4 separate regions of the Homo sapiens genome follow, and regions 1, 3 and 4 are each linked to region 2. A link is a contact called in ENCODE Hi-C or POLR2A ChIA-PET data. All regions are on one chromosome and are shown on one strand. The core of a region is the stretch at or near the end of the contact, and the rest is flanking DNA. Distances in the headings are between cores, read along the strand shown. Region 1 holds the start of UBL3 (ubiquitin like 3). Region 2 holds the start of SLC46A3 (solute carrier family 46 member 3). Region 3 holds the start of USPL1 (ubiquitin specific peptidase like 1). Region 4 holds the start of RPL21 (ribosomal protein L21).

The links. A loop is a pair of places that touch in the nucleus more often than their neighbours do. ChIA-PET counts read pairs that join two places held with the same protein, here RNA polymerase II (POLR2A). Pooled maps may share reads with other maps.
Region 1: a loop to region 2 is called in a pooled map, with 10 times the contacts of the local background. The contact joins the promoter of UBL3 here to the promoter of SLC46A3 in region 2. A Hi-C loop is called at or near these places in 1 of 37 single-sample maps with no recorded cell type and 8 of 50 pooled maps. POLR2A ChIA-PET finds 5 or more read pairs at or near these places in 1 of 52 experiments (BJ).
Region 3: a pooled map shows a loop between it and region 2 (12-fold over the local background). The contact joins the promoter of USPL1 here to the promoter of SLC46A3 in region 2. A Hi-C loop is called at or near these places in 7 of 50 pooled maps. POLR2A ChIA-PET finds 5 or more read pairs at or near these places in 2 of 52 experiments (CD4-positive, alpha-beta T cell and naive thymus-derived CD4-positive, alpha-beta T cell).
Region 4: a loop to region 2 is called in a map of sigmoid colon, with 10 times the contacts of the local background. The contact joins the promoter of RPL21 here to the promoter of SLC46A3 in region 2. A Hi-C loop is called at or near these places in 4 of 168 maps with a recorded cell type or tissue (B cell, CD4-positive, alpha-beta memory T cell, CD8-positive, alpha-beta T cell and 1 more) and 12 of 50 pooled maps.

Annotation. Positions count from the first base shown.
Region 1 is chr13:29,848,319-29,854,053 of GRCh38, reverse strand. UBL3 (ubiquitin like 3) reads left to right here and starts at 3,437. Exons shown (of 5, transcript NM_007106.4): 1 at 3,437-4,542. The coding sequence starts at 4,516. RefSeq lists silencers at 3,282-3,391, 3,662-3,961 and enhancers at 3,522-3,591, 4,262-4,331, 4,802-4,871.
Region 2 is chr13:28,716,364-28,722,203 of GRCh38, reverse strand. It overlaps SLC46A3 (solute carrier family 46 member 3), which reads left to right and starts at 3,234. Exons shown (of 6, transcript NM_181785.4): 1 at 3,234-3,708; 2 at 4,182-4,394. The coding sequence starts at 4,206. It also overlaps the pseudogene CYP51A1P2.
Region 3 is chr13:30,616,118-30,622,019 of GRCh38, reverse strand. USPL1 (ubiquitin specific peptidase like 1) reads right to left here and starts at 4,100. Exons shown (of 9, transcript NM_005800.5): 1 at 3,964-4,100; 2 at 781-947; 3 at 128-256. The coding sequence starts at 879. It also overlaps a transcript of HMGB1 not described here. RefSeq lists enhancers at 4,023-4,072, 4,093-4,422, 4,473-4,612, 4,633-4,702.
Region 4 is chr13:27,247,776-27,253,233 of GRCh38, reverse strand. RPL21 (ribosomal protein L21) reads right to left here and starts at 1,676. Exons shown (of 6, transcript NM_000982.4): 1 at 1,649-1,676. RefSeq lists enhancers at 1,183-1,768, 1,422-1,961, 1,769-2,354, 1,173-2,372.

The DNA.
Region 1 (5,735 bases), core at 2,188-4,687, 1.1 Mb before region 2:
ATGACCAGAACACATAGGGTTCCAGCTGCCCTTTGATAGGAAACTCCACACTGTGTCTGGGGGTCTGGGTACCTGCAGATCAGGCCAGCCTTGAGCAAAACTGAATGGAGATGGCAAAGGCTGTCTCTGCTTCTTATGGCATTTTCCTACTCTCTGATCCTTTGTAAATGACAGAGCATGGCATCATGAGATAATCAACTAAAGAACCACATGATAAAAGTTTACTGGTTTCACAGAAAGTAATTCTTCCATTTAGTTATTTTAACTTCATGAGGTTCCTTGAGAAGATCCTTCAGGAATGATCTTAAGATGGGAGCCATTTTAGACACTTACATGGTAGATGGGGGAGATATATTTGTTAACAAATGTATGAGATATAGTTTACATATTATAAAATCCACTCATTTCTCAATAGCTCTATGGTAGAAACAATTGACGTGTCTATCCATGGATAAATGAATACATAAAATGTGGTATATACATACAATGGAAAATTAATCAGCCATACAAGGGAAGGAAATCCTGACATGTTATAATATGGATAAATCTTGAAGACATTTTTCTAAGTGAAATAAGCTAGCCACAAAAAGACAAATACCATATGATTCTATTCATATGAAGTACTCAGAGTAGTAAAAAAACATAGAAACAGAAAGTAGAATGGTGTTTGGGAGAGACAGAAAGGGGAGTTGGTGCTTAATGAGTTCAGGGAGCAAGATGAAAAGAGTTCTGTGAATGGATGGTGGTGGTGGTTGCACAGTGTGAACGTACTTAATGCCACTGAACTGAAAATGTAAAAAAGACTAAGATGTTAAATTTTATGTTATGTGTATTTTGCTACATTTTAACAAATAAAAAATTACTCATTTAAAGTGTACAATCCAGTGGTTTCCTGTGTATTTACAGAGTTCTACAACCATCGCCAAAATCTAATTTTAGGTTGTCATCATTCCACCTTCCCTGTTCCCCCAAAATCCCTCCTACCCATAAGTAGTCACTTAGGGAAGATATTTTTAACAGGCCATCGGTGTCATGCCCTATTTTTCCAGGACTTGACACTCATAGACTCTTAGAAGGGACCTTAGAGATTTAGTTCAAGCTTCTCAGATGAAGAAATTGAAACTCAGAGAGGCAAAAGGTCACATAACTAATTCGTGGCAGAGCCAGGTCTTTTGACTTCCTATGAAGTTATTTTTCCCATTACAAAAATGCTGTGTCATTCACTTTCTTCCAACTGATGCTGACAATAGATTCCTGGTGTCAAGAAGATGCTACCTTTTCCTGCTTGGGACAGCTGAACTCCTTTCTACAGCCTCCCACCTCACCCGCCTGAGCTGGGAAGCAAAGAGAAAAGAAAGAGTGGAAAAATCTGCAACTGTGTCCAATAATGTTACCTCATGCCTTAACAATGTTAGGGATGAGTTATAATGAGTTTTATTGAGAATAATGTCTCAGCCCCTCTTAGAAGAGTAATTGGAAACACAGCGACTTTTGAAAGACATTGCCTTTTGTAAAGGTGGCAGTGGTAACCTGCAGCAAACAGCAACTCTTGCCTTTCTACTTACAGTGGCACTTAGGCCCGGCAGTGCCATGGCCAGGCAGTGCCATGGCCAGGGAGGTCATTGGATAAAAGTTGGAGTCAAGGGTATGGTGGAGGGACTAACTCTGTGAGTTAGAGCTTTCAAAATGTGCTCCAATATTCCTTCTGAGCTCATTGGTCAATTGAAGTATTTTCACCTGCCCTTATTTCCTGGGGGGCTGGTGTAGGGGTAGGGGGACTCTGTGGTTGCTAAACATTGCAAATGAGCAACCAAGTAACAAAGGCCATGGAAAATCACGTAACTATGGACTTGGAAATATCTAGACAAAGTCCTGAAGCCTAATCACAGTGAGATTTGGGCCTCTCTTCTCTTCTGGCCTTTGGTTTTTCGGAGAATTTGATCTATCTTCCTCAGGGTGATATAGGCCCTTAGGAGTGTTTGGAATTTCTCCACCCAGGCTACTCAAGAGGCAGGTACTCTAAATGTCCTGTGGGTTTCCAACTGATGAGAAACCCAACTGGAGAGATTGCTGTGGGGAATCACGTAGGCTTCTAGACAATGAGCTCCCTGAGGACAGTGACTGGATTCTGCCTCTTTTCAACAGCCCTATAGACAAGGATGTAATAACCCCCATTGCCAACCCAAGACCTTGGCATTTCTGCCACATGATGCTGCTGTTCGCTACAGTGACTCATTTTTAAACTCCTAGTGCCTAGCAGAGTGCCTGGCACATTTGTTTGCTGAATGAGAGAATGAGTAGTGACATTTCATATCAAATGATGCATTATTATTTACAAAGTGATTTATTTCCCATGCATGAACTCATCCTCATAACTACCCCTACTTTACCCCGGAAGGTAGGCAAGACCATTTTACAGATGAGGTCACACAGCTGTAGGTTGGAGAGGTGGCTTTCAGACTCTAAATTCATTGGCATTTATATATAGGCATCATATTGAGACTGCCCTTTCTAAAGTACTCTGTCAAAGGACTAAGAGATATGAATAGGGATTCAGATGTTGACCTCAGATTTAGGAACAAAATGCAGAAATCACAAATGTCCATCTGAATGGTGTCTCAACAATGGCATTATTTTCTCCTATTTGCTAATCACTGCAAGGCATATAGGTTTTCAATTACATTATGAGTTACATAGAATAGAATTTAGGGTCCAGATGGGTAAACTGGTGAATCCCCATGAAGTTTGTAGTAGCTATTTCCTGATACAGATTTGATATAATAACACTGTTGTATGTAATACAGTTTTGGTAATTTCAGTTAAGTAGATTGTAGCTTTATTGCCCTGGGTCTTCAAGGAAACACATGTTCAAATATTCTCACTGCTTAATGAGATCCTTGTTCCTGTTGAACTTATGTGACCTTATTGGAAATCAATGATTGCTTTTGTTCTTCAAAATGTAATGTTGAGGAGACCTAGATGAAATCACTCTACAAAATGCATTGAGATTGCAGGATGTGGAGAATGTGCTGTAATTAAAATGAATGATTCTGCTTGGAGGTACAGCATATTTTAGCTCTGTGTGCATATCGTGCATAAGGGAATTTCTCTATGCAGAATTATTTTCTCCCAACAATTCTCATGATCACAGCACTCCTGGTAGCAGGTATCACTTAACTCCTGGGCAGCAGCTTGTCCAAAGCAAGGGAAAGGGAGCTTTCCTTTCCTCGCAACTGTTGCTATGGGGGGCGTGGCTTCGGAGCTGGGTGAGGAGGCGTTCGGCGGCTCCCTCCCCCCCCCACCCTCGTAGACTACACTTCCCGTGATGCTCGAGGGAATGGTCTCCGTGGTGACGCACTTGGTGTCCGCGGAGGGAGGACGAGGACGGGGGCGGCGGCTGCTGCGAGGGGGGGCCCGTGCTCTCCCCGTTTCCCTTAGTCGCACTCAGGCAGCCGCCGCCGCCGCCGCTGCCGCCATGTTGGTTTGAGAGGCGATGACAGGAGGCGGCCGCGGCGTGTGGGACTGAAAAGTGAAGGAGGAGGAGGAGAAACAAAGCTCTGAGAGGAAACCATTCCCGGGCTGAGGAGAAGGAGGACCCGGCCTCTTCCGGGGACCAGCCGAAGTCGGCGTCGCCCGGAGCTCGCGAGGCCGGGGAGGGGAGGGGAAGGGAAGGCGGAGACCGGGGAGGCGGCGGCGGGGAAGGCGGAGGCAGAAGAGGAGTGGCGAGGAGCCGGAGACGATGCGCCCCGACCCCAGCTGCTGTCCGGAGGCGCCCGCGGCCTGAGCCCAGAGGGGCTGTGGAGTGTCCCGGCCGGCCCCGAGCACCCCCGCGCTGTCGGTCCCCCGCTCCGGTCTTTCGCTTTGGCTTCCAACTAGTTAAATGCCCTTGAGCGCGGGTTTCCGCGGCCCGGCTCTTCGCCCCCGCGGCGCGAGTTGAGCCGTTTCCCCGCGCTGTCCGCGCGGGCGCTCCGACAGCGGCTCTGCAGGGTCCGCGGCCAGCGTCCGGCCACCGCTCGGCCGCCACTCAAGGCTCACGCGTCGATGTGTAGCTACATAGTTATCTGTGTACATCCACGCTGGGGCATTTTTCTCCTGCTTAATGAGGACTTGACTCGGGAGCAAGTGTGAATCATTGCCGGGGCTGGGAAAGGAGGAAGGCGCATTTAACCCCCTCCCACCCCTCTCCATGTCCGTGTGTCACTCGGCTCGGTCCACCTGGCGCGGCCGGTCCTGGGGCTGCTGCTGCTGTTGACGACGACGACGACGACGGGGGCTGCCTCTGCTGTCCCGGGAGTTTCCTCCTGCTCCGGCCACACAGCTCCTGGGGATTGTTCCTCTTCGAACCAGAACCTCGGCCTGACCGGCACTTTGGCTCCAAAATAACTTTATTTTTGGGGGAGAAAGCACATCACGAACCAGTCAAAATCGTGGTTTATTTCTGTAACGTGAAGACTTCTGCTCTTTTTTCTTTGTTTGTTTTTTTCGTAAACATCTGGGTGTATATCAAACGGCAAGATGTCCAGTAATGTCCCGGCGGATATGGTAAGTGACGGATAAGTTATGACACTGATTTAATTGTGGTTTCCAATCTTATTTAATCGGAAAGACGGCAGGCGTGGGGCGAAGATTTGCTGGGGACTGTCGAAAAGCCACTGTGCTGAGCGATTTGGAGAAGTTGGAGCTTCTGGTTTCCCCCTTTTAGGAAGTACTGCTTTTAATATGGGTTCTCTCATTTGGTCGTGTTTTCTAAAGCATTGAAGATAGTGGAGAAGTAGGGAAATGTATCATGGTAGCTTGAGGGGACAAAACATCTCCCTCTTCGCTAGAAGCCTCCGAACACTAGTATTTTAACGTTTCTGAAAACGTCAGGGACAGTGGGCAGAGCTGAGGACGGGTGTCCCTACGAGAGAATAGGTAGGGAAACGGGAATCTTGCTTTATGACACAGACGAGATCGTCATTGCAGTAGGGACGAACTTGATATTTTTCAAGAACAGGGATGCACATCTCTTCAAGAAAAAGTATGTTAGAATTTGCTGTGAGGTTTTTGAAATGTCTGAATACGGATGGCAACAGAAATATAAAGATATTTTGGGATTTTCAGAAACGTAGGCTGACCCTGTATTGGTACTTACAATGAATATTCCAGGGCTTTTTAATGCCAGATATTTATTAATAGTAGATTCCATATTAGACATAAAGCTAAGGAAACATAGTATTGAGCCTCGATCACTGAGTGTTGAGAACTTGAAACAAAAAGTACTGTTGTTTATTGACGCCTTTCTTTGTTTTGTTTATAAAGGGTAAGGTTGTGAGTCGGTTGACTAACAGTAACCGTGTAACCTTACAGTGCTGGGGCTGGGCTTGTGTGAGTGTGAAGTTACATTTTGCAGTCCTAAGGACAAACATAATGCATTTAATTACCAGGAAGAGGAATAATCCTGTTTATGAAAGAATTGAAGTTAACGTAGTTGTGCTCACATATGTTAACATTTGAGTGTTTGTGTATTCAGTGGAAACAAATTGAACTTTGCTGATGATTAAATTTTATTTTATTTTTTAATTTTAATTTAATTTTAATTTAATTTTTATTTTTTGAGACGGAGTTTTGCTCTTGTTGCCCAGGCTGGAGTGCAATGGCGCGATCTCGGCTCACTGCAACCTCTGCCTCCTGGGTTCAAGCGATTCTCCTGCCTCAGCCTCCCAAGTAACTGGGATTACAGGTGCCCACCACCA
Region 2 (5,840 bases), core at 1,985-4,484:
ATTTGAAACATTTTCTAATAGCTATGATACTTATACATGTGCTTTCAGGAAGTTCATTAGTAAAACAATTGTTCAGGAGGATCTAGGTAATTGGCAGATTCTAAATAATATAATTTCCAGGTAGTAATTTTAAGAGTACTCTTAGCTCTTGCCAAATAAGTTCAGGGTATTCAAATCTTGGACTAGTCCTGCAAGGTATAAAGAATAAAAATCCCGGTGAGATACTTGGAAACCTCAGGTTATTATTTATCTGGGCAATTATTGTGTGGGTGAGGATGGAAGGGCAGGGAATAATTGAACATCTAAAGCCTTGAATGAGAGAATACTAATTCTTTTGGTATGATGATACTCAGAAATGGAGATGTTGTAGAAAAAAAATATCCTTTGGAATTTTAACTAAAATCACTGAATATAGGAAATTAAGAGATCCGGGACCATATTTGATAAGATTTCCTAAAAATAATGTAATTATTAATGCCAAAAACTGCTCATGTATCTTGATCTAATTACGAAATAATTACATATTTACCTGATAAATATGTATCTAGGTCTTCAAGGTCACATTTATGTGGAAGTCCAAAGTCAAGTCCTTAGGGGATAATTTTGTTTTGGCTCAGTTGTTCCCTGCTTCCTCTCTCTCTCTTTTTTTTTTTTTTTTTTTTTGAGATGGAGTCTCGCTCTGTCGCCCAGGCTGGAGTGCAGTGGCGCGATCTCAGCTCACTGCATCCTCCGCCTCCCGGGTTTAAGCAATTGTCTACATCAGCCTCCTGAGTAGTTGGGATTACAGGCACCTGCCACCACGCCTGGCTAATTTTTGTATTTTTAGTAGAGACAGGGTTTCACTCTTTTGGCTAGGCTGGTCTTGAACTCCTGACCTCGTGATCCACCCGCCTCGGCCTCCCAAAGTGCTGGGATTACAGGCATGAGCCACATGCCTGGCCCTCCCTGCTTCCTCTCTAGAATCCAATTAGGGATGTTTGTTACTACTTATGTTGATTAAAACAGTTAACAAACTTTTTTTCTTTTTAAAATGTGAGATCAGTGAACTCTGGTTTTAATATAATCTGAAACAAGGTCCTTGGGAGTAATATAATTGGTCACATTCTGTAAAGCACATTCTGTTTAGGAATCACTTATCTCAAATTATAACTCAGGGCCTAACTATATGAGATGGCTGAAAAAATACCACATTGTCTGTTTTCACTAGATGATGCCAAAATATTTTGCTTTACGTATATTACAGTTCTTTTTAAAACACTGGAAGACTCATGTTAAACTCTAATTGTGAAGGCAGAAACTCTGCTAATTTTTCACATTAAAATTCTCTTTGAAAAAATACAAAAAAAAAATGACTGTTGTCACCATAGCGATCAGCAGCAGAACTCATTAAGAAGACCTGGCTTTCTTCTTCGTGTGGAAGAGTAGGAATGCAAAGCGTGGAAGTATATTGGACATTAATTATTTTTGCCCCATAAGAAAGGACATTTTCAGCAGGGCACGGTGGCGCATGCCTGTAATCCCAGCACTTTGGGAGGCTGAGGTGGGCAGGTCCCCTGAGGTCAGGAGTTCAAGATCATCCTGGTCAACATGGTGAAACCCTGTCTCTACTAAAAATACAAAAATTAGCCGGCCATGGTGGCGCACACTTGTAACCCCAGCTACTCAGGAGGCTGAGGCAGGATCATTGCTTGAATCCGGGAGGCGGAGGTTGCAGTGAGCCAAGATCCTGCAACTGCACTCCGGCCTGGGTGACAGAGCGAGACTCCACCTCAAAAAAAAAAAAAAAAAAAAAGGACATCTTCTAAGTGCCGTTTAGAATAATATAGTACTTAGTACAAAGTACTGCAACTTAAAATATTATGTCTTCCTTGCAAACTGTATCTTACTCATGTTTGTTTATCTTCTTTCCAATATCCATGCTCCATTGTTTGAAACTCATAACAAGTGCTTCATAAATGCTGATTTGAAGAAGCTGGGAAGTAAGATTAAGTGGCAAGTCCAAGGTTACCAGCTACTAAGTATCAGTTAGGACTCAAACCTAAGACGTTTAACTCTGCATTCAGTGACACAACTGTCATTTAAGGAGTGCTGAGGAAGAGAAAGCAGCTCTGACATCCAGGTGCTGGAACTATCAGCTGGGCCTTGGTGTTGCTAAGAACTTTTCTGGACCATGGTGTTCTGTCGAATGAAAACAATTTCACGGAACACCAAAGTCAGACAAGAGCATTCTGTAACCATGATCAAGACAAAAACAAGACCACGTCATAATTTTGTCTGAACACGGACAAAATTTAGGCACTGTCTAAACCACAAAAATGACAAATATGTGTGACTGTTGCTTCTTTATCATTCATGGCTTTAGCCTCTGTCTAGTCTTGACTCCTAAATAAGACTTATTAAGATACCCAATCATAGAATTACTGCCATTTCCTGACAGCAACCAATCCAGAGTAAGGCCTTGCTTTCTTGAACTCTTCCCAAAATCACATAACGCAAGCCCATAGTAAATTCTAACACCTTCTTACTGAGATGCCCCCACGGTTCCTCATGCATGCATTTCTCCTGGCTTCAAGAAGTAGTAGCTCAATTCTTTTACTACAAGTTGTTCCTGGTGGGTGTGTTGGAGAGCACTGACAACTCCTCCTATGTCCAGGGGCTGTGTTGTGTATACATGCTGAGTGTTTAATTAGACAACCCTGTAAGACTTATCATCCCCACGTGGCAGATAAAGACATGGAGGTTCATGAAAATTTAACGATTTGCCCAAGTCCCCCCTCCCCTCCCCAGGAAAAGCCAGCGACCACATTCCAACCCTCCGCTAACTCTGCATTGAGCACTCTCTTTCCTATGCCCTCCACCTGCGCCCATTCCCCTCTTCTGCGGGCCGACCGGGATCCTGCTGGGGGCTACAGCCCAAACATGTTACTTTTCCAACTGTTGTTTTATGTGTTTCTATGAGAAAGGATATTCGGATTCAGAAATGCTTTGCAACTCCAGAGCTGTTGAGCCTGCGGCGCGGCCCACCACTCAACAGCGGTGCTGAGTGGCTGCTCGGTCGCGCGGGATCCACTCCGGGCCTCCGAGGGTGGGTGCACGATCCACTAGCCACTCTCCAGGGGAGAGTGACGTCCGGGTGGACCAATCGCCGCTGGGGCACCGACCGCTGGGCCCAATCGCAGGAGAGCCGGGTAGAACAGTGACAGCGCCGCGGCAGCCGACCCCGCCTCCTCGGCGGACAGCGATGCTCAGCTGGCTGCGGCCGAGTCATCGCCTAGCGCTGGCAGGGCCGCTGACCGACCGACGGAGGCGCCGATTGGCCGATTGTCCACTGCGCAGAAGGAGCAGCTGCTCCGCGCCCCGCCGCGCCGCGCTGAGGCCGAGGTCCGCAGGGCCGCGGGGAAGCCGAGGGCTGCCGGAGAACCCTGCAGGTGTCACTCGGGACGCGGAAGTGCGCTTGCCGAGGTTTGCTTTACAATACGCTTGAGACTCCCCGACAAGCGTAATTTGGTCGAGTTCGACGGGAAAGTACTCTCCCCACCCCAGCGCCGGCCGCGTAGTCCGAGGTTACTGTCCCCGGCGCGTCCTCTGTTGCCCCAGTCCAGAGGCTGCCCTTGAACCCGGGCGCGCACGAGCGCAGGGCATCCGAGGCGACAGCCCCTGGCACGGCCCGACCTGTACCCAGCCTGGCAGGAAGACTGTAATCGTGGGGTGAGTTAAAAATAAGGCCCTTTCGATTGGGAGCTGCTTTTTAAAACGCCCCCTCCCTGTCCGTTTTTAATACGCAGCAAAATAACAATAACAATTGTGCAACTGTCGCTTCCCAAAAGGAACCTCATTGTTGAACTTACGAAAAATCAGTTGGCAATATACAGTGTGGGAACTGTACTGTGATCATTGGCTAACCAAGATGGGTGACAGTTTATGATTTCAAAGACTCAAAGGCGGCTTGAGTCCTACAATGTCCTACTCATAAAAATGGAAAGCATGGCAGCCTCAGGTTGTTACAGAGTACTCTACTCCAAAGTAAAAGTTATTCTCTGAGAAAGTGCTTACTGCCTTTTCTGTTCTCTAGTTTGCTTGTTTAAACATTTACTCCACAAAATTGCTCAAACTTACCCATCTTTGAATATCTAGCCTCTGGGATGAGACAGATGATCTTTCTCCGTTTTCACTTTTTATAGAATACAGCTACCTACCCAGGCAATATGAAGATTTTATTTGTAGAACCTGCCATTTTCCTTAGTGCATTTGCTATGACTTTGACCGGTCCACTGACAACGCAATATGTTTATCGGAGAATATGGGAAGAAACTGGCAACTACACTTTTTCATCTGATAGCAATATTTCTGAGTGTGAAAAAAACAAAAGCAGCCCAATTTTTGCATTCCAGGAGGTAAGAAATTACAATATCCATAGTATTTAATAAAATGGGAATGTATACCGGGCTTTGAGTTAAAGAGGACCGTGAACTCATCATCCATTGGTCTCTCTAGGGCGGCCATCAAAGTCCTAAATCCCAAACCTAATGGCCTTTACTGGGAACTCACCTCATTTGAAGTTTCCTGACACCTTTCAAATCTGCCTCTTCTTCTTAAAACACCCTCCTGCTCTGTGACACTAGCTCTTCTCCTTTCTCTCGGAAAATTTCACCACAGTGTCATCTCTTCTGTGGCTGTCTCCTTGCTTTGTCCTAAAAAAAAAAAAAAAAAAAAAAAAAGTCTGAAAATTGGGGCAGGGCAGGCTGGAATGAGCTACTTGGTGGACAGGGGTGGCTGAAACATGGTGTTTCTGTCTCTCACTTGCTCTATTCTTCCCCAATCCTTTTACTGTTTCTGCATGTCCCAGCTTTCAGGGACTCTAGAAAGTGGCCCATCACTGAAGATTGTGAGCCAGTGTCTGTCACAGGGTGGGGTGGAGGAGCATTTATTATTTGGTGGTGGTATCAAATCAGCCTTGGCTCTCACGTGTTGAGGAGCAGCTGTGTGGGGACATCTGGAGTGGGGAGTACCCACCGTTGACACCAAAGATGTTTAGCCAGATATTAAGGAGGCTTTCTTCCTCCCTCTCCAGCAATCTCCCCAGTTTTTTTGTGTGTAAAACAGGAGGCAGGCACTTCACCATTCTCCTGGTCCCTTGGGCAGTTTTTGACAAAAGTCTACCATTTCAAAATGCAAAGAGATAGTATCCAGGTTTGGAAATTTTTTTTTTTTTCCTACAATGCCTCAAAAACAAATCACACCTGTAAACTCTAAACTCTTCTTCTGGGGGATATTTTGTGATTGTAAAGGAGTGGTGCTGCCTTCCCAGTGAAAGATGAAATGAATTAAAAGGAATTGAGTCACCTCCTGCTGGCTCTGTGAGTCTCTGTGACTGGGAGAAGAGCCTGAGAAGGAGGAAATGGCAAACCGCCCCAGAGGCAAGGTTCTAGCACTTCCCGAGGTGTCAGGTGGAACCTTGCTGGGGTGAGGTTAGGCAATTTGGCACAATCCCTAATCTTACTCATTTCCTCATTCCCATGGGAAACGTTTTCTTGGGAGTGATTATTTCTGAGCAGCCTGGAAGACATCAAGGTTCTGGCGTAGAGTAAGGTCATAAAAAAAAAGGGCCCTGAGTCTCACCCAGCGGTCTTATCTCCCTTCAAGAATGTCTCCTAGGTCATTCCCGGGAGTGAGAAGCTTCGATCGGCTCACAGTTTCTTTTTGTAAGTGTTTATTCATGCATTAAACAAATGTTTATCACACATTATCCTGTGGTGACAAGGATAAGCAAAACGGCTCTGAACCCGAGAAGCCCAGAGTCTCTCTAGGTTGAGAAAAACACACATAAACAGAATAGAGTT
Region 3 (5,902 bases), core at 2,851-5,350, 1.9 Mb before region 2:
AAACTGAGATTACATATTAAAAATCTAGTCTAAAAAACAAAAAATGAGTAAACTTTTAAAACAATTAATAAAAAAGCAAAAGAAAAAAGAAAAATCTTATATATACTATATAAGATTAATACTTTACCTGCAGATCCTCACACAAAAAGATAGATTCTTGAAAACTAATTCGGTAAGTCTTTAAGGCTTTTAACTTTCCCTTCTCTCTACAAGCAGGGCAATACTCATCTGATGGAACTTTAGCTGAATCAAAATTCTAAAAGAGAAATAAAGCAAATTAAAATATAGACATTCCTAGAATATATCAAAATATTAAAAGTTAAATGGAAAGGTAACCAGAAAAAATTATAATTTTCAATTACAAGTATCCTGACAAGGTATTTTAAACATGGCAAACAAAAGAAATGCATATAAGCCTTTAAATACAGCTATTATTCCAAAAAGAATTATGTTATAGTTTTAAATATTAAATTTTATGTGTTAAGAATAGTATCAATTTTATTTGCAAGGAAAAAAGTAACATCAATTACCCGGGAGAATTTATGTACCATATTTTCAAAGAACAGTAAATCATAAGGTCTATGTTTTATTTCCACTTTCATGTATCAATAAAACACAGAAAGGTAAACACATTAAAACAATCTTTCGCCATTACTGTAAGATTTCCGTGGAAGACACAATTTTTTAGAAGTTAACTGGTAACATCAAAATTGAATTTAAGTCTCAAAAATAGAGAAAAAAAAAAAACTTTGCACTCAGGCAAAAAATAAGTTCACTAACTTTTCCCAAATACCCCACCATGTGGAGTGAAGATATCCCTATATCAGTCCCTGGTCCAATCACTGGCAAACCATTTCCAATCTTCGGAGAATCCATCATTCCGAGTCATTGGCTAATTTATGTCACTTGAGACATGTCAATATCACTAAGGATTTTTTCAATGAACCCTGGAAAAAAAAAGTCAATAGACAATTAAATAAAAATTCTATTTACTATAAAAAAGAACCATGCTATTTTATAAGACGTATATAGTAAGCAGATTTTGAGGGCTATATGTCCTAGAATAAACATATTCTAAAATTATAATCTTGAAGTGAAAATGATACCTATATTTATAAACCCAGCAAATTTGTGAACAGAGGGTAGTGACTGGCAACAGGACCGGTTTTCATAGCAGACTCATTTGTCAACAAATTAAATAAAACTTGTAGTAGAGGCAGCTACTATTTAAAGCAAACTATATTGACCAGAATTTGAAAGCCTAACTTTTTAGAGTCTATGTACAATTTGAAACAAATATGCCAGCATTATACTGAGAAAAACCCCAGATCCATTGTGCCACTATTTGACAGGAACAAAAGAACCAGTGAACCATATATTCCATACATTCCTATTGTTTTCAACTACCAACATTAATACTTCACCAGTTGGGAAAAATACTACTTATTAAAAGCTGCTAACAAATTATTATTTGTAAATGATCTAATTTACACCACATTTAACTTATTTTGTTATCTGAACAAAAATATAAACACTGTCCTAGTACAAATTACATATGTGGCAAGCTTGTTTTGAGTGCAGTCCTATGGTGCAGAACCACATTTAACAGAGTAAAAATTACAAGAGACCGGAGCTCAGTGTAAGCAAAAAATAATTAAGAGCATTTTAATTGTGGGTTCACAATGATAGGAAAATCAAATACAGGAGACCTTTAGGGCAGAGGAGAATTACCACTTAGCAGAAATGTTGTAAAATAATTCTAGGCATAAGTCTTTCCCAAATCCAAGAATCCATGATTCTATGACACCCATCTCCTGGGAATCGATGGCTCACAATTCACTTTAAAATCTAATTACGCTATTCTGGTTCGGCTATATAAACTTCACAAACCTTTCAAGCCAAGGAATAATTTCAAAAATAAAACTGCTTTTTAAAGAAAGTATCGGCGAATCTTAATTTCCTATTCCTGAAGAAATAACCATAAGACAGAAATTTCTCAACTGCAGCACTACAAATATCTTTGACCAAATAATTGTTTGTGAAGGCTGTTCTATGCACTGACGATGTTTAGCAGCGTCACTGACCTTTACCCTCTAGATCCAACAGCCAAAAGTTTCCTGACTTGCCAAATGTCCCCTGGTAAGCAAAATCACCCCTTCTGGTGAGAACTACTGATGCTAACTTTTTTCTTTCTTTTTAGGCACAGACAACTTATTACCTTTGGCTGGTTCTATTTATAATCTACTTACAAAAGAGAACTATGTAGGAGTCAAACTTACGCTTTTCAGGCTTTGTACCTGCAGATGTTGGTCCAGACACTTACTTGTAAAATTAGTTTCTTCTAAGAATTAAATGAGATAAAGCATGTAAAAAGTTTAGCACCTGACAAATTAAAGTTACTATTTGGTGCTAATTTTATACTTCATTCTGCGTAGAGAAGCAGTACACGTCGTATCATTCTGCGGTACTCTCAAATGGGAAACTAGTAGGCTATGTACCTTGAATAAACTGTTTTTGATGAAAATTTCCATCTACCTGAGGGAACCTAGAAAACTTTTTCAAATCAAACGGTTTTCTCTTTGTCTCTCTCAATTATAAAATATAAAGAGTCTCCAAATCTGCTCTCCTGATTCCATCACCCAACATTTCAGCGGGAAAAACCAGATAGGTTGGTGGTTGAAATCCCGAATATATAGAATCCCCCAAAAGAAAATTCATTTAATACCAGAGGTTTATTTGTCCATATGAGGGACATAAAAAAAATACCAGAGGTGGGCTCCCCAGTTCTTCTTCCAAATACAATTCACTTTGACTTACATACAAAATCCCGGGGGGGATTTTACAACTTAATTTGACCCTAAGTAACTGCTCTTCCTCCCTTCAAAAACAATCTGCTCCTCCTTCCCATATCTCACTTAAATGTGGGCGTCTCCATCCTTCCAAACACACAGACTAGAAAGTCTTGAGTTGTTCCCTATTCTTTATTTCCCTCTTCGCACAGTAAGTCACCAAATTCTGTGGACAGTTCTTTGGAAAGGTCTCAAATCTCTACCTCTTTCCCTTCCATATCACTGTCAAAATGATGCCTCTACAAGTCTGAGCCTGTCAATGCTTAGTTTAAAATTCTCTATTTACTCTAGCCTGATTACAGCAAACTCCGTCCAAACAGCCCAATATAACCTAAAGGTAGTATTATGACCTAAAGCTCATTGTACTGTGAAACCAACCTAGCTTTCCAGTTCTGTCTTCCTCAACTCTACTTCACCCCCAGCATCTTTCTTCTAACATCCCCTTTTCATACTTCTGTGAACCACTTATACTCCAGAAGCCTTAATGTGAATTATTAGCCCAGCATGAACCCAGTTAGATAGCACAATGAACGTGTCAAGGTGGCCCTGGGAATCGCAAAAAGTATTCAATTAAACTTAATTCACACTCCTGTGTGCAAAATGGAGAAACCCAGGGAAACAGCTGTTCGAAGAGGGGGCCTTAAACCCACCCATTTGAGCTCGCCCTCCGAGAGCGAGTAGGCTCGGCACGTGAACTGTCAAAAGCGAGGCCACAACCGACCTGGAAGCCGAGGAACAGGGTCAGCTTTCTGCACCCAGCCCTGTCAGGTACCAAACCCAACTGTCTTGAATCAGAGACGAACAGGACCAAAGGAGGTGAGTTTCAACACCCAAACTAAGAAGCCGAAGGAGGCGCAGGGTCCGTTAACCCTGCCCATCTCCACGCTCCTTGGAAAACGAAAACAAACTCTGGTTTCTCTTCAGCGTTCACCTCTCTGCGCCCAAACGGATCTGTAAGTCCAACTCTATACCTTAATCATCAACCTTTCCCACTTGAACCCCGTCCCAGCCCAGCCCATCCTTTCAGCGCGCCGACTACCCCATAGGTCATCCCAGCTCTGTCTCTTTTCCCAATTTCGAGAGCGGAAAGAAACCCCTCCCTCTTCTCCCTTACCTGCCGCGGGCACTCCCCTTCTTGGTACCGGGTCGATCGGAACTCCTGTTCCAGCTTGATCTCCACCCTAGTTGCAACGTTCAACCCACGTTCCCCTCGGACTGCTCCTCCCCCACTCGCGTCTCCACTAGGAAGGCGGCTTCCGGCTTGAGTCCGCGGCAAAAGAGTCCTCCTTCCTGCTGCACGCTGGGCCTGAAAGGACGGTGGCGTGGCGGGGAAGGTGAAGACGTGAGCACTTCCGGTCGCCCTCCGCAGAGGCGTGGCTGTCCGCCCTGTGGCCGCAGACGCAGTTGCGACTGCGGCGACGAGGAGGGGCGGGGCCGGTGGCTGCTGAGCCCGCCATGTGTGAGTGGCTGGGTTTGGGGAGGCGACGTTTCTGGAAGCTGCTGGAAAGCGCCCGAGTGGCGGAGGTGGCGCCAGCGGCCAGGGGGTGGGGCGTGATTAAAACTAGTGCGCGGCTTTCTGCGGAGGGATTACGCTGACGAAAGAGACCTGCTTGCGCGTCGCTGTTCCGTGGTCCGCGCGAGCGTGGTCGGGAGCCGCTGGTTCCTGGGGTGACCCGCGGAGGTGGGAGAGGGAAGGGCTTCCGAAGCCGGCGGGGGTGCCATGGACCCTCTCCGCCGGCGCGGCCTTCACAGCTGGGCCGCGCCGGGCATCCGTAGTCCGCTCTCCCAAAGCCTCGGTGGAGCTGAAGCTGCCACAGAGTGCATGTTCACAAAGGGTCATCACACACGGAGCTGCCCCTCCCTGTCTCCCTAGAGCCCATCTTCGAGGCCAGGGGCTTTTCTACCAGGATTCTGGGGTGTTTCTCCTCCTTTCCTCCCTCCCAGATCTTCTCACGGTAAGGGGAGCAGCGAAAGCGCAGGGACTTTGCATTCCACGACCCGTTCTGACTAGTCAACAGCCGATCTGTCCCTGCTGCTCTAATTCCAGCTGCCCTGCCTTGTTTTAACTTCAGAGAAAGGGGGAGTTCTCATTTGATAAGTTTAAGCCTTTGCTTTCGTAGGAAGGTCATGTGGCTTAAGGGACATCGTGACCGCGTATGCTATTTCTGCCTGTGCATTCTAAATCTTGGGGGCAGCATATTCCAGAAGTCCTTTTGGTCGATTGGTTCTGTGTCCTAGGATAACAATTTGTAGTTTCTGACCATTTCTTTACAGAAAAACCACAATTGGTATTTTGGACTGCGGGGTTTTTTAGTGGTCTCAAACTAAATGATTATATTCTGGAATAATGCTGACAATTTGGATAGGGTGGTGTGGAGGAAACAAGTCTCGTGTAGAAGAAATTATTTAGTAAAAAGGATTTTAGTTTTTGGTACTTCTGAATGCAAATGGCCAAGGAATCCAGCAGTTTGTTGGGGTTTCTCCAGACAAAAATAGGCTGGTTAGTTTGTTTACCTTTTTCTGTTGCTTTACTAGATTGTTAATGTATTTGTATATTTAAGATCTAGCTAGTTAGGTTTTTCTTTTTTATGAATTGTGATTAAAATTGGAGAAAGTAGTACTTCCTCCTGAAATAGACAAAACTCAGAGGGTTGTTTTCTTGTTCACCACTGCTACTTCCATTTTTAGAATGGAATACACTATTTGTAAAAAACAAACTTGCTGAGTATTAACTCATAAATTGAACAAAACAATTGGTTCAGTTAAAATGTAGCTAAAATTGTAAGACTGCAAAACAACATCACCAAACTGAATTGTATTTTTTAAAACGTTGTCTGCAAAGTTGAATTTTAGTCTTTCAGTGTAAATTTGGTATTTTTTCAGAAGAAAAATTAGTAACAGAAACAAAATGGAGGCGGGGCTTGAGTTGTAAAGAGAAAGGAAGGGATTTTAGTGTGTTCTGTGTTTTCGCTCTAGAGCTTTTTCCTCTTGTAAAAGGTAGTACAAGACTTATAAAGGGAAGAACTTTGGTACAGGAGATCAGCAGAGATTGA
Region 4 (5,458 bases), core at 427-2,926, 1.5 Mb after region 2:
AGAGGGGAACCCAGGCTTTATAATCATTGACCTAAATTTGACATAGGCTCTGCCACTTACTAGCTGGGACACCCACATTTCATCTCTCATCTTCATTTGTAAAATAGGGGTGAACACTTTCGTAGCTGAGGTAATGTCTACAAAGAACTCAGCAATGCTTGGCCCGTGTAAAGTGCTCAGTAGTAACCGGCAGCTAATTTATCATTATCTAAGAATTCACCTACAGGCATTTAGAAATTAACCTTTCCTTTGTTTCCCAAAAAGGCCAAAACAATAGTTTTGATAGCTCTTTAGTCATTATAGGGCAGAAATGCCATTCCTGGCCATTACTCCTACCATAAGGTAAAATACAGCAGTCAGGCTTGACGTGTTGACAATATTCTAACACAATTTGGTTTCTAAGTTTACCAACAATCCTTTAAGAATGGCTCCCAAAGTACCATTTTTATAAAAATTGTATAGCAAGAAGACATGTTTCACCTAACTCACCAAAGTCAAACCATTGTTACAATGGATGAACCCTTTAAATGCCAGGTACTCTGTTCCAATCCCCAAAGCCTTTAGATGTGTATAAAGTTCCAAAAACTTGTGCTAAGTTAGTACACAAAGGGTGATACTGTGTAGATTCAAGTCACTTTGTGGAATCACCAAGTGGCATAATCAGTTAACTCATTCCTGATTCCAGAGCCCATAATCCTCCACTAGATCCATCTTTCTGAGTTTGGAATCCATTTTAAGCATGGACCCCATACACTTAAAACTGAAGGCACTTTTCAAAACGATGCTTTACAGTTTGTAAGAGTATTAAAATCATGGCAACTAGGATCCACCATAAAGAGCAACCTGCAGTTTGCTCGACTCTGTTGACGTCCACAAACTAGACAAAATGATGAACTATGGCTAAATGTTTCCCTTCACTCAAAGCATGCTGCCCTAGAATTCGCAAAACAGTATCTCCTCTTGGTGCAAATATTGGTGTTGCAACCTCAAAACACTTTCCCTTCGTCCGATCACCATGTGGGGTCAAAATTTTAAAAACAGTCGGAAATCGTCTTATGCATTAACTAAGGGCAGTGAGGGTTCATCACCCAGGACGACTCCGGGACCCACTCTCCGACCGAGAGCCCGGGTTTTCACACCTGTAGGCTTCACAGAAGATTAAAGCCGACGCCTGACTTTAAACCCATTCCTACTACCCCTTAAGTCCTCACCCAACATCATCGCAAGATTTGGAATAAAAAAGCCACACTGAAAGGAGTTAGAAAGGCATCAGGCCACGCGGCCCCCACACAGCCTATGTGAGAGGGGCCACCCACAGTACCGGAGATGCAGCCACGGGAACATAAAACGAAGTCTTTTAAAGATTAACTCGAGTCGCCTCACCCCAAGCGACTCAGTCTCGTCTTTCTCGCAAATGTCCCCCCGCAGGGCCGCAACATCGCAGTCCGGTTCTCAGCCCACGGCCCAGACCCGACCCGGCGCACGCTGCTCCCCGTCTGGCAGAACATGGTTTAACCCGCCCATGCCAATGGACCTCAAACAGGTTAGAGAGTCTCCCCACGGTCCCAATGAACGACCTCTGAGGCCACAAGGTCGCGGTTCAAGTCTGTCGAACACCTAGCGCCCGGGAGCCACGCGTAGGCCCTACCTGGAAGATGGCGGTTCCGGCCGAAAGGAAAGAGGCGGGGCCGCGGCGCGCGCCTTACAAGGGCCTGTGGGCTGCCCACGGCGCTGCCTGAGGGAAACGCCAACCGTAAGCGACTTCTTTCTAGGGAAGAAGATCGTCTCTGAGAACACAGAAAGTCTGTGAGGATATTTTCCCCTCTTGCGAAAGAAAGGCAACCGGCCAACACAAGCTGACACTTGCATCGTGTCAGACAGCCCGGAAAGGGGCCTTCAAGGGCGATCAAGAGGACGCCGTCGTCCCGAGCGTGCTTACGCCATCCTTTGCGTCACCGCCTTCGCCGGAAGCTGCCTTGTATCCGCGTCTCCGCAGGGAAAACTGCGGCTGGCGGTGCGGGAAGTGCTATTAGTAGTTGTTTATTTGTTTGTTTGCAGAAATAATTGCTTGGGTACGAAGGTCAAACGAGAATGAAGCAAGTATATTATCTAGTTTGTATGTCTTTAAATAGTTTCTCCTCCACACGTCTAAACATACGCACCTGCTAGTAGGTGCGCAAATGTTAAAACCTCTTTGGGAAAGCAATGTGGCAAAATCTAGTAAAAGTTTTCAATTACTAAACCCCAGCACTCTGCTCCTACCTATATGTCTTGTAGAAACTTTGGTAAGTGAACAAGGATGTACGTAACAGCGCTGTGGGTAGAAGCAAAAAATTAGAAACGTCCATCAATAACAGAATAAATACCTTATGGGATGTTAGGATGTAGTATTATACGCCAATAAAAGAAGACTGAACTCAGAAATGTGATGAGGCAAAAAGAGAAAGATGTAGAAAAATAAATAGTATGACAATTCATATACATTCAACTCTAAAACTTGTAAAACAATGCTATATATTGCTTAGTTATGCATACATATGTAGTTAAAGAAGTCAAGAAATACAAGAGAATGAAAATCAAGTTGAGAAAAGCAGTCATATCTGGTAAGGAGGGGACAATAAAGGGAGGCTTTAACTGTATTGACCATTATTAAACCGGGTGTTAAATATATGGGTGGCCATTGTTTTATTCACTACACCTTTAAAAATAGATATTATTTTCTTAATGTAGTTTATTTAAATTGAGATAATGCCATATACCCAGCATCCAGTTTCCCCTATTATTAACATCTCATGCTAATATGGTACATTTGTTGCAATTAATGAACCAATATTTTACACTGTTATTAACTAAGGTTCACATTTTATTCAGATTTCCTTCGGTTTTACCTAATACCCTTTTTCTGTTCCAGGATTCCATCCAGAATACCACATTACATTTAGTTATGATGTCTCCTTATATGCCTCTTGTGGCTGTGGCAGTTTCTCAAACTTTCCTTACTTTTGGTGACCTTGAGAGTTTTGAGGAGTACTGGTCATGTATTTTGTAGGATGTCCTAATCATGGAATTTGTCTCATGTTTTTCTCATGATTGTATGTATTTTTAGGATGCATTTTTAAAAAGTCAGCTAAGTTAACAAAATCCCTTATCAGACTGAATATAAATAATATCGTCCAGTCGCTTTTGAAATTTGCATGTCTTCGACTCACTCTCCTGATGCACCTGAAAGTTGTAATTTCTAAGAACTGCGTCAGCACCATTTTTTAAATGTGTACATTCTGTGACCATCGTCATCAGCACTTAACATCATTTGCTGAAGAACTTGAGGAGGAATAGGATTTGGTATTGATTCCTTCAATACGTTGACTCCTCCAGACTTTCACTGTAACCATTAGCCCTTGGCTTCTAGATTGTCTTTAACTTAATTTTCTGTAGTTCATTATTACAGTCACTCTGTTAGCACTCACTTCCTCAGGTCACTTTTCCTTTCCCATTACTTTCTTTCTTTCTTTGAGAGGGAATTTTGTTCTTGTTGCCCAGGCTGGAGTGCAGTGGCGCGACATCGACTCACCACAACCTCTGCCTCCCGGGTTCAAGCGATTCTCTTGCCTCAGGCTCACGAGGAGTAGCTGGGATTACAGGCGCCCGCCACCACACCTGGCTGATTTTTTTGTTTTTAGTAGCGACGAGGTTTCACCATGTTGGCCAGGCTGGTCTCCAACTCCTGACCTCAGGTGATCCACCCGCCTCCACCTCCCAAAGTGCTGGGATTATAGGCGTGAGCCACCGCGCCTGGCCCCCATCACTTTCTTAGCACATACCGAACCTTGGATAAATGCAACCGTGACAGTACCTCCACAGCTGAGCACCGTTGAAGAAAATCTTGTAATCTGGTGTGATGACAAATCAGAAACTAGTCATCCATGCACTATATTTTTTTGCACTTGGAAATATTTTTTTGAGCCCATAGAGTGTTTTAAAAATTAACATATCAAAAAAAAAAGATTTCTGGCTTCCCTTGAGAAATCAGGAGATCTGGCAGCATAGAGCTGATAGTCTTGATGGCCACTCCACTGGCTTCCCCTTTAGATGGGGCATTCATTCTTGAGTTCCTTCATCACTCAGCCTGCTTCAGTCATTTACCTGCCTGGCTCCTGTTGGCATTTGTGTTTTTAGCCTCTCCCATAAATTCACGACCAACCCTTAACAAATGGGTACTGTACTGTTTAGCATCCCCACTACAGTTCCCCAGTTAATTTGCTTACCTGCTGTCAAAAAAAAAATTAAGCTTTTACATAATTAAAGTTAGTTTTATTCAGAAGTCTCACTGAGGACTGTAGACCAAGGTTTATACCCTGAGGGCAGTTCTTTCACAGGGCTCCAAAGTGGTCCCTCAGCCCATTGCTTCTATGTAGGTTGTGGGGGTTCTGTATGTGTGAAATCTCATTAAAGTTTGGGTGTAAGAGTACATCAGTTTATAGATTACTAAAGTAATTTGGTTATAGATTGTAGAAGCATAATCACTAACCCTGTCAGACATCTTCATGTAGGAAAAGGCAAGGTCAAGTTCATTTACTGTTTCAGGAACGTTGTAACTCAGGCGAGTGACACGGGGGGCCGTGTGCTCTATCCTGTTTTAAGATTCTTCCTGAGGAGCTGCATTTCATCACAGTCAGGGGTTCAAGCAGAAATAAGCAAACCTGGCTTAACATTTTCTATTTTGTCTCACATTATTCTATTTAAAGATTATTTCATGTCATTTCTTTGATTATCAAACCTTCCTTTCTCCCACCTTTCTTTCAGCTGATGACTGCCTCTTTTTTTGAGACTCTCTTAGTCCCCAGGCTGGAGTGCAGTGGCATGATCTCGGCTCACTGCAACCTCCACCTCCTGGGTTCAAGCAATTCTCATGCCTCAGCCTCCCAAGTAGCTGGGATTATAGGCGTGTGCCACCACACCCGGCTAATTTTATTATTTTTGGTAGAAACAGGGTTTCGCCATGTTGGCCAGGCTGGTCTTGGACTCCTGACCTCAAGTGATCCACCTGTCTCAGCCTCTCAAAGTGCTGGGATTACAGGTGTGAGCCACCACGCCCAGCCAACTGCCTCATTTTTATCAGTGTACAAACATGCTCCCAGCCAACTCCATCATTTTTATCCATGTACAAACAGGCTCTGGTGTTCCCCACTAAAACCCGCAACTCTCTTCTTTCTGATTCTGCTTGATCTCATATTCCTTTATAACTACTGCCCCATATGTTCATTTTTCTTCTGTCAAATGTAAAAAAAAAGGAGTCATGAAATTTTTGGTTTTGTACATCAAAAATTGTGAAAGTTCAGCAGTGTCATACAGTTTAATACATAAACACTATTATCTCTTCCTCATCTTTCATTCAGCTTCAGTTTCATTTGACTTCTGTTCTAGTCATGTCATTAAAGCTGCTCTTGTCAGGGCATCA